Regions from separate parts of the Homo sapiens genome. Here region 2 is linked to region 1. Evidence: read pairs that join two places in POLR2A ChIA-PET (ENCODE). Cell type or tissue: Panc1. All regions are shown on one strand.

Evidence for each region. Peaks named below come from ENCODE experiments on the same cell type or tissue, not always from the same donor. Only the 100,000 strongest peaks of a DNase experiment are listed, where the experiment ranks them.
Region 2: POLR2A ChIA-PET joins it to region 1 with 9 read pairs; 2 of 35 experiments call an interaction of 5 or more read pairs at or near these places.

Annotation. Positions count from the first base shown.
Region 1 is chr11:34,755,667-34,758,166 of GRCh38, forward strand. The region is part of intron 6 of LOC102723568 (a long non-coding RNA gene); the gene reads left to right. Among named protein-coding and RNA genes, the nearest start is that of EHF, 140 kb to the left of the region's middle. In Panc1, no CTCF peak of the experiment used is centred here; DNase peaks (open chromatin) are centred at 1,260 and 1,505.
Region 2 is chr11:34,559,852-34,562,351 of GRCh38, forward strand. No RefSeq gene overlaps it. Among named protein-coding and RNA genes, the nearest start is that of LINC02707, 9.8 kb to the right of the region's middle. In Panc1, no CTCF peak of the experiment used is centred here; no DNase peak of the experiment used is centred here; H3K27me3 peaks cover 870 bases.

The DNA.
Region 1 (2,500 bases):
AATGAGAGGCAAGATCCTTCATACCGCTGAGCTCACCAGCCTATCATTTCTGCCTGTGCAAAGAGCTCGTGATGCTGCGTTTGAGATGAAGGGGAAAGTACAAAAATCATGAGACTTCCTCCTAGTCAAGAGAGGCTTTGTGGAGGAGGTATGCTTCCCAGAAGGCTGTGGGAGTGGAAACTGTGAGGTGCCAATGAAGCTAGAAAACTCTTTCAATGCAGAAAGTGCAGCGGAAGCTCGCGGTTACATAAACACAGTGGGAAGTAATATGGCAATTACAATCTGGCATTTAAAAAAGAAGAATCATGCCCTGGTACAGTGGCATGCGCCTGTAGTCCCAGCTACTTGGGAGGCCAAGGCAGGAAGATTGCTTGAGCCCAGGAGTTCAAGGCCAGCTTGGGCAACATAGTGAGACCCTATCTATCTCTAAAAAAATAAAGATTTCTTTATAAAGAGGAGGCCTCTCCTTTTTAAGAGGAAGAACAAAGGAGAGTCACTCTGCTATTCCTCAAATGACCTCTTCATTCCACTCTGCACCAGTAAACCTCCCTTTTATGTTTATTCATTTATTACTTAAGTCAGGGTCTTCTGAACACTCTTAGTTAAAGGTATACTCTGTCTTAGTAAACTTTCTAGTGTCTTAAGCCAAAAAAAATTCTCACAGTTATATTAAGTAGTTAGTTTCATATAACTTCATAACATTTATGTGCTAACAAATTAATAGATACTAAAAATAACACATATACATGGAAAAATATTTAATTATTAAATAGCTACAATTGCAAATCAGGTATGTGTGCCTTTTGTGTACAAGCAACTTCTCAAATCTTGGAATCAGATTGGGTGCCCTATTCCACAATGACTCTTACAAAACTGAGAGTATCATACTACTTGAGCTACTCCAAATACAGGGGAACAACAAGGATGGAAAAAATTGTCTTGACTTAACATCAGGAGGCAGGTGGTTGCAGGCATAAGTTGAGCACCTCCATCATGCCAAGATGATTCTCTTGATCTTTTCCTCTTGTTTACAAGATGACTGTCATACTCCCAAATACCAAGTGCATACATAAGGCAGGAAGGAGTGGGGGAAAGGTAGTGCCAGACTTATGTGATCTCTTTTAATGAGAAAGAAAAAAGCTGTTCAGAGACTGCCTTCCATCCAAGCAGATGTCCAGTTATAGTCATGCACTGCATAACAATGTTTCAGTCAGCAATGAACCACGTATACAACAATGTTCCATAAGATTATAATACTGTATTTGTACTGTACTTTTTCTATGCTTAGAAACACAAATATTATACTTACCATGGTGTTAGAATTGCCTACAGTACTCAGTACAGCAACATGTTTTCCAAGTTTGTAGCCTAGGAACAATAGGATGTACCATATAGCCTGGGTGTGTAGTGGGCTATGCCATCTATGTCTGTGTAAGCTCACTTTATGATGTTTGCACAATGATGCATTTCTCAGAATGTATCCCTGTTGTTAAGCAATGCATGAATGTATATCTCATGGGCCAGGAACTGTGTCATATGTGAATTCTTGGCTGCAAGGAAGGCTGAGCTAGTGAACATTTAGCTGGGCAAAAAGTCCTCCAAGTCAGAGTTCAGTTGCAAGGAAGGAGAAGGTGGATACTGGGTAAATAAATAGTGTATGCTATAGAGTCACGTTTACTTGCACAAAGATGAATCAGACACTATTAATTCCTTCTCTCAATAACCTCAAGTCTAGCCTGAAGACAAATAAGAACTTCTTGGAAAAGTAATTACTATGTGATAGAATAAACTGGCATATATTGCTGTGGGAAGGTACTTAATTTGCTTGGGGGTGGGGGCGAACATAGAGAGAGAGAGTTCTAGGAAGGAACGGACCACATTGCATTCTGGCAGAGGAACAGCTAGCACAGAGGTTCAGAGATGTGAAGATGTGCTATTCAAACAGTTGAATAGCACGTGAACCAGTGTCTAGAGCACAGGATGGGTAGTAGGAGAATGGGGATGGCAGGAAATGATACCAAATAGGTCATGGAGTCAGCTAGGGCTCTATGTGCCCACCAGATCTTTGGGGAATAGCATAGGAAGGGCAGTGGACATCGACTACGTTTTTTTCCCTTTGGCCCTCCATCTTTCTTTGGGGAAATTCTCTTTCACACTCTACAAGACTGAATCACATGGCCCAACTTTCCATTTTCTTTGTGCGGACCCCTGACTCACGCAGAACTAATCAGAGTCCTTTACAGAAATTGAGATGGTTACTGAAAAAGAGACCCTGCCCTAAGGAAGACATCCCTGGAGCTGCCAGTGGCTGTATTTTCCTCCTTCAGAGAGAGCTTGCCTGAAAAAAGGAGGAAAAGAAAGGTGGGTTGGGGAGGAGAGAGTAGGGAAGAGAACTAGTGAAATAATTCTAACATCCTGGATCCATCTTACCTAAAATCATCTCTACTCCTTAAGCCAGTAACATTTCTGTATTTAGTTACACTAGTTTAAGTTGGCTCCC
Region 2 (2,500 bases), 200 kb before region 1:
ATATGATAAAATATAAAACAGGTGTGGAAATAATGAACCCACAATTCAGGAAAATGCTTAAAACAATTCAACATCTGGAAACCACTCATGGCATGGAGTAGGTACTCAATAAATACTGTTAAATAAACAACTGGCACTTTTTGGGGAAGGTGGAAGAATAAAAGTAAGGGAGGTGTGCTGAGACTTCAATTTTAATATCTTATTTCTTAGGTTGAGTGTTACACAGGCATTTGTAATCATATATACTTTTGTACACTTGAAATATATATATTTGTGTGTGTGTGTGTGTGTGTGTCAGAGTCTCACTCTGTCTCCCAGGCTGGAGTGCAGTGGTGTGATCTTGGCTCATTGCAACCTCCACCTCCCAGGTTCAAGAGCTTTTTGTGCCTCCATCTCCTGAGTAGCTGAGACTACAGGCAAGCACCACCACACCGGCTAATTTTTGTATTTTTAGTAGAGATGGGGTTTCACCATGTTGCCCAGGCTGGTCTCAAATTCCTGGCCTCAAGTGATCCAGTCACCTTGGCCTCCCAAAGTGCTGGAATTACAGGCGTGAGCCACCATGCCCGGTCTGAAATATTTCAAAATGTAAAAAAGCTAAACCCAAATCCAGATGTCTACTTTCAAGGTGCTCACAGGTCAGATCTAGGATTATTGCTACTAACTGATATTTATTATCCCAGCACCAGCATGTTTGGCTGTGTGTCATGGGTAAGTTACTCACCTTCTCTGCGACAGTGTCATCATTGTAAAATAGGGATAAAAGAGTTTAGACCTTGCAGAGTCCTTCAGATTAAAGGAGATAATCAGTACGTGGCACTGAGTACCTGCAATATATTAAGTGGTGTGTGCTCAGAGATATGATCACATACAGTATCTTGGATCTGCCCAGCAACTCTATGAAGATGAGGAAACAGACTCAGGCAGGTCAGAGCCAGAACATAATGTTTCTGGAATTTGAACGTAAACGTTCCCCTTTCTCTTATCCAGGCTGAGTGCTAAAGGAATTGTAAAAATGGAATTTGCCTGTTGCCTGCATCTCCCTCTCTTTTTCTTCCTCTGTGTCCTCTGAATATCTAGCACCAGTGGGACTTTACAGTGTTGGCCTCAATGCTGTAGGGTGCTGTGTGCACACTTGTCTTCAGCTCCCTGAGTTAGCAGAGCATTGCCCCAACTCTGCCCTCTGGCCAGCTCATGTGCCTTACAACTTTCTGTTGCCAGAAGAGAGCCCTGCTCATTCTCTAGACTCAACCAACAAAAGCTGCCTACCATTTTCAGAATGCCAGTGGGCAGTGAGAAGTGCAGAGCTTGTGTCCTGAGCTTGGCAGCCATCTTGCTTGGTGTTAACAAAGAGTAATTAAGTGATCTCATAAAACTCAGTGGTGGAGGTTGTGGTTCAGAGCAAGCTGGGTCAATGCCAAGGCTACTTTGGCTTCATCTGGTCCATAGCCCCACATTTCTCTTCTGATGGTTCAGTTCCGGGAATGAGAACCAGTCTGAGTGTAAGAAGACTTGGGTTTGAATCTGTCTCCTCCAATCACTAGCTGACCTTAGAAAAGTGACTTAACCTCCCGAGCTGCTATTTCCTCATCTTAAATGGTGATAGTAATCTTTCCTTACCTTAAGGTTGTTGAGCAGCTTAAATAATATAATGAGTTGAAAGCTTTTTGTATGATCTGTTATTAGGAGTCCAGATAGTGTTTTATAAACAAGAGGATAAAAAAAAAAAAAAAAAAAAAAAAACAGGATTCTGAAGGCTGGACTCATTGCATTCCTTGCAAACTACCCACTGAGCCCCAACTCTTCCGTCAGCTCAAAGTCACTTCTCAGAGCAAACCAGATTGTCCTGAACCCAGCACTTGCCAACATCTCCTCCTCTTCCCTGATGAAAACTCTGGGCTGGAGTTGTGGTGGGTGAGGGGAAGGCAGGATAAATCAAAAATTGATGTTTTAAGAAAACTATGGTATTCTTGGATGCAAAGGCATGAGAATGATACCTTAGACTTTGGGGCTTGGGGAAAAGGGTGGGGGGTGGCGAGGGATAAAAGACTACACATTGGGTTTAGTGTACACTGCTCGGGTTATGGGTGCACCAAAATCTCAGAAATCACCACTAAAGAACTGATTCAGGTAACCAAACACCACCTGTTCCCCAAAAACCTATTGAAATAAAAACAGAAAATTAAAAAAAAGAAAACCTATGGTATTCTTGGAAGAAGCACAGTGGTGAAGTGGAGTAGACACAGATGTGGAAGTGATGTGAACTTTGGTAAGTTGCTGAGCCTCTGAGGATGATTTCCCTCATCTGTCAATCAGGGAACAAAATCCCTTACTTGTACAATGAGTATTATAAAGATCAATTCAGATGACGCATGTAAAGATGCAATGTGGGACTGGTAGGTAGTAAGCATCCCATAAATGGCAGCTATTAATAAGTAATAATCACCGAGTGGTGGGCTGCCTTTCATGAAAACATTCCCAGCAAGCTGCTCTTCTGTCG